Regions from separate parts of the Homo sapiens genome. Here all the other regions are linked to region 3. Evidence: chromatin loops called from intact Hi-C (ENCODE). Cell type or tissue: Calu3. All regions are shown on one strand.

Region 1 (2,500 bases), 500 kb after region 3:
ACTCACCAGTGCTTTGCACACTGGGTGGGCTCTCTGCCTGAGGGTCTTCTCAAAAACTCCTGCTCAAATGTCCCCTCCTCTCTGGAACCTTCTCTGCTGTCACTTCCACCCTTCTCACCATGCAGGGCTGGAGGGGGCAGGGGTGGATGTGAGGGGGCTCCTAAAGCCACCAGGTAATGGGACATCTGGCTAGGTGGAGGAAGAGGGAATAAACCAACTGTAGTTGTCTGTTCTCCCCGCATCCCTACCCCAACGCCAACAGGGCCACGTGGGGCTGGCCTGTGACTGCCCGGTTCAGTATGAATCTGTGGGTTCTTGTTTTGAAAGTATGTTATACTCTCTCTTTCCTGCTAGTGTAAGCTCCATGACTCAGCCTCTCCATCTTCATATTACTCCTGGCCCGGATGAGTCCCTCCTAAATAGTTCCTAAGTCCTGGAGAGGGTAAATGTTAGCATAAGCGTTCACTATGGTTGAGAGTCTAGTCCTTAGGGGTTCGGTGCTGGATTCTGTCCTGCCGCTTACTGCTGTGGGATCCTGGGCAAAGTACTGAACCTCTCTGAGCTTCCAGGATTTGTCGTCTGTATAACGGGGGTAGTGATGACACCTACTTCTTAGGGTTTCGTGAACGTTGAATGGTGTAACTCACGCAGCCATAGCGTTTAGCAGAGTGCCTGGCTCATCGCAGTGCTCAGTTCCTGGGAGCTGTTGCTATTTATTCAGCTCCGTCTTTCCATTCAGGCACCTCTAGCGTGCTTGCCCCTTGAAAAGAGGAGAGGGAGGGCTCCCACTCTGGGACGGCCGCAGTGGTTTTCAGAGCTTGGGGTGGGGGTGGGCTTGGGGCGGTTCCGGGCATGGGGGTGGCCGCGGGCCTGGAGCTGTAAGAGGAGGTCCCTGGGGACTGGGGAGAGGGGGGCGGAAGCCGGAGCCGAGGTCGGATCCGGCGAGGTGGGCAGAGCAGACATCCTGCGGGGGCGCCCCCAGCCCGGACCGAGGCACGGTCCCGGGGGAGCCGGCCCGGGCACCGCGGCCATCGGAGCTGGGACGCCGGGTCTGGGGCTGCAGAGCCGCCGCAGGGGCCGGACGAGGGCGCCCCCTGGCGGGGCACCGCGGCATCGCCCCGGGTCTCTCACTTCCTCAGCAGGCTGGGTGGGGTCTTCGCGGAGGAAATTCCCCTCAGGGAGGGGTGTCGGGGACTCCGGAGAGCTGTTTCGGGCTCCGGACGCTTTCCTGGGCTCCAAAACTGGGAGTGACGCTTTTGAGCCCTCACGTGTGCCGCGTACTGCATTAGGCAGATGGCAGCTCACGGCACAGGCATTGGCACGCGGTGGGTCCCCCAGGGTCCTCTTCTCCCTTAGCCTCATTCCTCGGGCTTCTGGGCAGGGGTGTTGGGCTCAAGCCTGAGAGGGTCCTCCGGTATGGAAGGGGTGAGGGTTGTGCAGCTCCAGACCGCCATCCTGGGTGCCCCCAGGGCTCACTCTCCCTGCGGGCCCCCCACTCCCAGGACTGGACCCTGTGTATGGCGTGTGATGAGTGGGGGTGGGGCTGCGGTGGGGCTGGGTGGAGGTCTGTGATGTGTGCTGCTGTCAGGGAATCTGAGTGTGGCTGTGCCGTGGTGTTAGTGTGGGAGCGTCTGTATGTGTTGAGACGTGTGTGTTTTTGTTTATTTTTAGGGGGATGTGTACAAGTATGTCCGACTGTGAGTGCGTCTGTGATCAGCGGTGTGTGTGTGTGTAATCAGATGTGTGTGTACTCAGATGTGTGTGTCTGTGTTCAGAGGTTTGTGTGAGTCCGTGTGATGACTGTTCAGGTGTACACAGCTGTTCAGGGTGGCTTCTGCTCGTGTGATGCAGGTTGGGGTGTGTGTTGGGGCTGAGGGGTGAGCTGAGCCTGCCTGAGGAGGGAGCGAAAGCCCTAATCAATTTCCACCTAACAGAAGGGTGGCGGCCCCCCTGTCCTGTCTGCTTCCCTCAGCCCCATCAGGACCAATATTTTCCTTTCCTGTCTCCCCTGACCCCCACCTGCACCAAAGGCCAGCTCTTTATGCCTCATTTTAGAGACAAGAAAGCCAGGCTGAAGTGCTGGGGCACTGGCCCAGGAACACTCGGCCAGAAAGCAGTGGAGCCAGGGTCTTGGCTGGAATCCCAACTCCAGCCTAATTCTTGCTTCTCCCAGGAGGGCCCTGTGCACCCTTCGCCCAGCCCGAGGCTGGGGTGAGGACGACTTTCTGGGCTGGGCTGTGTGGGGAGCAGGACACAAAAGGCCCAGTGTCTGCCCCTGCCTCCCCCTCCTGGCCCTGCCCTGCTCCAGGAGCCGGGTGGGTGTCCAATGCCAGACTGGGCAAAGAGGGGCATGTGATACTCATGCTCACGAGGGCACCCAGCCCCAGCACTGGACCCACCTGCCCCCCGCGCCGTTCCATGGGCTGGCTCGGGTTGGGTGTGATGAGGAAACAAAGCTCTGGCTGCATTTTAGGATCCTGGCGCCAGCTCTCAAAGCGCT
Region 2 (2,500 bases), 320 kb after region 3:
TACAAAGGGTAATCAGTGATAATACTACGGAAGGGGAGTTTCATCTGGCCTTAAACTGCAAAGTTCATGTCTAATTTGACTAGTAAGAGTCAGACCACATTCTCTTTATCAAACTTGGAAGGGATCTTAAGGTAGTCCAGTCCAATGCCTATTCCTCCCCCAACCCCCTTCCAGGATAAAAATCCCATGTAAGACCCTGACCAGTGCTTATAAGGCCTATTCTGCCATCTCAATTTATTTAAGAAAAATTCTCCTTCAAATATTCAAGTTTCAATTTGGCAGTTAATTTCAGTCTGCAGTTAAAAGGCACTAGCTGTCAGTCAGATCTCTCACCCAGTTCCCTCCTGAAAAGAAAAACTGACAGATCACAGGAGCTTTCTTTTGTAAACCAATTCTGGAACTTTCATGCTTCTTATTTGTTAGGTTAAAGGTTAAATTGCTGACCTGTGCCCTCCTGCTTAGCGGCCTTCCCCTTTTTCTGTAAAGCTTTATTTTGGGGCTGTATTTACATGGATTAGTCCCTTTTCACGCTAAGAAGGAATCTGTTCACAGCCAAAGCCTTAGTTCTGGTTGTACAAAAAGCAGCCACAATTATTCACCACCAGACAATGACCATATTGTGGATTTACAAAAAACCCACCCCAGCCATGGAAAGATCTGTTCTTGCTGCACAAAACAATAGAAGAAAAATCTTATCAAGCATTCAAGAGAAAGCAAACAAAGCAAGCCCACTGTGAACTTGATGAAGATGTCAAGCTCCTTTAAAAAATATATATATAAATCAACAAAGAGGGGTTTTCTTGTAAAGTCTTGGGAGTGAGACTTTTTCTACTCTGAGTTTCCCTTTCTGGTTAAACACAGTTAGGAGCAGCAAGACATTGACAGCCAAGACCAGCAAATGCTGCCATTTTCTAAGCACACTTACAGACACTTTTTTTAAATGCACAACACAAAGAGGCTTTCCTTTCCAAATATGCCCAGTGCAAATGCCAGGCAAATCATTTTAAGCTAGTACCATACTACACAGGCTCTTTCAGCAAAAGCAAAATTCTTGTCCCAACCGCTAAGGAATGAACATAAGCTACTTCCAAGCTCTAACGTACTAATTCCTAATAAAAAAAAATTTTTTTTTAATTCTTAAAGGCCATTGGGTTTAATTAAACACTAGCTCCAACAAGAGTTCTTCATCTGACACCCATAAAGTATATTATATACATTCCATTTCTTTGGGATGGGTTTCAATGATGGTCCCTAGTCACATAAATAAACTTTTAGCAGGAACATTTTATGTTTGTAAGGTGAGGATCTCACAGCTGCTACAAAAGCAAAATCCAGTCCTGAGTCCGGAACACAGCTGTCTAACAAGATATGAGAGCAAATACAAAGAATTTCTCCCACCAAGTCTTTAGGTAGATGGTTTCTATTTTCTTTGAGCTAACATGACCTAAATCCTCCATCAGAAGAATGTTCTTCAAGTAAAATTAAAAAGTAAAACATAGAAGCAAGTATTAAAAGAACCTAAAGATCCATAAATGTGGCTTTTTAAAAAGTAGTGGTGCTTTCATTCACCACAGAGCAAAACACTAACACAAGTTTACACATTTTTGATCTCAGAAAATGGCTCACTTTAAGGTTTCTTATAGATTTTGGACTTAGAAAAAAACATTTCCATCTGTAACATAGTTTATCTTTGGCACAGTCAGCCTCTCTCTGTTCCTCTACCTTCCTTCCCATCCACCACCCCTCACCCCCGAAAAAAGGCAGTACCAAAGATTTGGCCACAGAAGTCCACAAATAAGAGAGTAGTATTAACTGGTCTTATTTTAAAGGAGCTGATTTATATGTATAACAATCAGGAGCTAGTTGATCAAACTATAAAACTCTGATGCAGCCATGAAAAACTGATGAAAATGTTTGTGGTCAACATTAAGATCTTGCTTTCTCTCATTTAAACTGTACCTCAACTGCAAATACATCAAATGGGAATCTTCAAAACTTGAAAATAGGATTGTGATGGAGGTGCTTATATTTTATCTCTTTTTCAAACTTTCTGTAGTATTTGGTCTTTTTTATAGCATTTTTAGCATGGTAATAAGTGCGATGACAATGAGACAATTCTGGCCAATGGCCCTACTTAGAGAACTTTGACAACTACAGAAAATATTTCCATGCATAACCAAGGCACCGTGTCCAGTTTGCTTACTTTGAATTACGAAATGTATGATCCCCAGGAAAATTAGGATGGCACTATGAGGACCAGAACACAAAGTAGGAAGTACTTAAACTCCTCACCAACTTCTAGAAGGAATGAGATTAGGGCACAAGCTACACTCAGAGTTGATTCAAATGTAAATGCTCTGCTTCCTCTCAAACAATGATAAACTCCCTCAGAGTTAATAGTTTCTCCCTAAGAGATTCATCTCTCTTTTCAACTTAAAGGTATGTTTTGGAGAAAAGGAAGAAACACATGGTGGGGCTTAGAGCAAAACCTTTTAAATTC
Region 3 (2,500 bases):
TGAGATTCCCAGTCATGGAACGGGTAAAAATGAACCCAGCTGGTATCCTAATTCCATGGTCTCAGAGCAAGAAAAATTAACCATCAGCCATTAGCTCTAGCAGTGCTTCGTAAACTGCTGTGAGGAGTACTAGATGCATGGAATGCTGATATGTATTTTGTGGAAAAGGTCTGAAAAATGCTGGGTTAAACAAAGTGATCCAGATTTCTCTACAGCTGGGCTTCAGTAGTGTACATTGTTAATGTATTTAAAAAGTTACAGTAGATGTAAAGTGTAACAATTCCAAATTCTATGGGATCAGAAAATATATCAATATCTTTGGGTCTAATAGTTCAAGGAACAGGGTTCTGGAAATGCTGGCTTATGACATTAGTGCTGAATCCTGTAGAGGCCAACACAGTCTCTTATGGCCTGGAAACTGACCACTCCTCTGCTTCGTCCTCAGCCACGCTCCTTCTGTCCCTGCTCCAGCCACAGGGGCACTCACAGTACCCGACCGTGCCACATGCTGTCAAGGCCGCTTGCCTCTGCATGTGCTACTTCCTGCCCCCTGCTCCTGGGGAGCTCCTATTCCTCCGGTAAGGCCTTATTCCAGACACATCCGTCCCTGGGAAGCTTCCCCGCAGCACCCAATCTGCAGTGATTAGCCCTGTGCTGAAATGTCTCCCAGCTTGCACATTCTACTATAGCAGTTCCCACCCCTTACTGCAACTCTCTGCTTCCTTTCCTTCTCTGCCTCTCACTGTCTTTAACAGTGACCAGGTCTTATTTGTCAGTGTGTGTGCAAGTCAGTGCCCTGGTCAGGTCTGCGGTGGGGACCACTATTGTAAGATTTCAAATGCTTGTTCCATGTTGTGCTAACAAGGCTTGACTATAATAGACTTCAAATTCACTATAAATCAAAATTCCATTGTTAATACAATCCCTAATAAATAAACCTTATATGAATGTGGCTTTTATCATGATTGTCAATAATTTGCTTTTGTAAAATCCTAACATCAACTGAAAAACAACCAACAAGAAATATGGATTAACACTGCTGTGAGAAAGCTAGCCACTAGGTGTCAGCCCAGGAAAAGAGGAGGAAGGGCTACACTTCCCAGCGTTTTAAGTTTTCATCCAATTATCACTACAAATATCAAATATTTAAACAACAAAATATTAGCCAATTAAAATTATCTATTAAAGGAATGTTTTAAAAAAGATATATAAAATTTTGACATTACCCCTTGCAAAATAGTTTATAAAGGTTGTTAGTTTAACCTGTATTTGTCAAGAAACACTTGTATAGATTAGAGAAATTGACTCCTAAGAGGGAACCAACTCAGTTTTCTTCTGAAATGCCCTCAAATCACATGTAATATGAACCACATGGTAATCACCATTGTGGAGTGCAGTCAGAGAAAAGAGCATGGTCACCAGAACCAGGCAGATGGAGGGGCCAATCCTGTCTCTGCCACTTCTTAAAAAGTGACAATCTTTCCTAGCCTCAGTTTCTCATCAGTAAAATGGGGCTGTGCATGCTCTCCACAGGGGGGCTGTAAAAAGGGGAATATATATAAAGAGCCTAGCATATAACAAATGCTGTTCTTTTCTTTTCCTTAAGACTTCAGGTCTTAATGATTTATTTAACGAAGCTGTTTTATAGCTTCCAAACAACTAAGGACATTATAAATAAGAACTATGTGCCAGGCGTGGTGGCTCACGCCTGTAATCCCAGCACTTTGGGAAGCCAAGGTGGGCGGATCACCAGGTCAGGAGATCAAGACCATCCTGGCTAACACGGTGAAACCCCGTCTCTACTAAAAACACAAAAAATTAGCCGGTCGTGGTGGCGGGCGCCTGTAGTCCTAGCTACTTGGGAGGCTGAGGCAGGAGAATGGCGTGAACCCGGGAGGTGGAGCTTGCAGTGAGCTGAGATCGCGCCACTGTACTCCAGCCTGGGCGACAGAGCAAGACTCCGTCTCAAAAAGAAAAAAAAAAAGAACTATGACAACTTCATTCATTCACATCCTACTGAGCACCTTCTATGTATCAGGTTCTGTGCCAAGGATACATGAGTAAACATGACATTCCACTGTCTTCTGGAGAAGGCTTCAATTTTCTTGTGGAAGGGTAGCCTAAGCCTGAATGTCATGTAGTCATATATTTCAGAGAATGCAACCGCACCCCACAGAAAATCAGTGAAGATATATATCCAAGAACTGAGGGTGGGGATGAAATCAACACAACTGTATCCTCTAATCATCACAGATATCATAATGTCCTATACAGAACAAATCCACCATCCCTCCATCAACTGTGTGCTGGGGGCATAGGAATAAGATCTCCTGTCTCCTGTTCTTTTTTTTTTTGAGACAGAGTCTCGCTCTGTCGCCCAGGCTGGAGTGCAGTGGCACGATCTCAGCTCACTGCAAGCTCCGCCTCCCGGGTTCACACCATTCTCCTGCCTCAGCCTCCTGAGTAGCTGGGACTACAGGCGCCCGCCACCACACCTGGC

The links. A loop is a pair of places that touch in the nucleus more often than their neighbours do. Peaks named below come from ENCODE experiments on the same cell type or tissue, not always from the same donor. Only the 100,000 strongest peaks of a DNase experiment are listed, where the experiment ranks them.
Region 1: it touches region 3 in a loop (5-fold over the local background); 85 of 110 quality-filtered maps call a loop at or near these places.
Region 2: a loop joins it to region 3, with 5 times the contacts of the local background. A loop is called at or near these places in 7 of 110 quality-filtered maps.

The regions. Positions count from the first base shown.
Region 1 is chr9:124,040,069-124,042,568 of GRCh38, forward strand. All of the region lies in intron 1 of LOC107987037 (a long non-coding RNA gene), which reads left to right. Among named protein-coding and RNA genes, the nearest start is that of LHX2, 30 kb to the left of the region's middle. RefSeq lists enhancers at 839-1,373, 1,374-1,906 and silencers at 986-1,195, 1,236-1,295. In Calu3, a CTCF peak has its summit at 1,106 (motif pointing left); a DNase peak (open chromatin) is centred at 1,073.
Region 2 is chr9:123,860,980-123,863,479 of GRCh38, forward strand. The region is part of intron 2 of DENND1A (DENN domain containing 1A); the gene reads right to left. Among named protein-coding and RNA genes, the nearest start is that of DENND1A, 68 kb to the right of the region's middle. RefSeq lists enhancers at 1,890-2,432, 2,433-2,500. In Calu3, no CTCF peak of the experiment used is centred here; no DNase peak of the experiment used is centred here.
Region 3 is chr9:123,543,131-123,545,630 of GRCh38, forward strand. The region is part of intron 13 of DENND1A (DENN domain containing 1A); the gene reads right to left. Among named protein-coding and RNA genes, the nearest start is that of MIR7150, 59 kb to the left of the region's middle. In Calu3, no CTCF peak of the experiment used is centred here; a DNase peak (open chromatin) is centred at 1,071.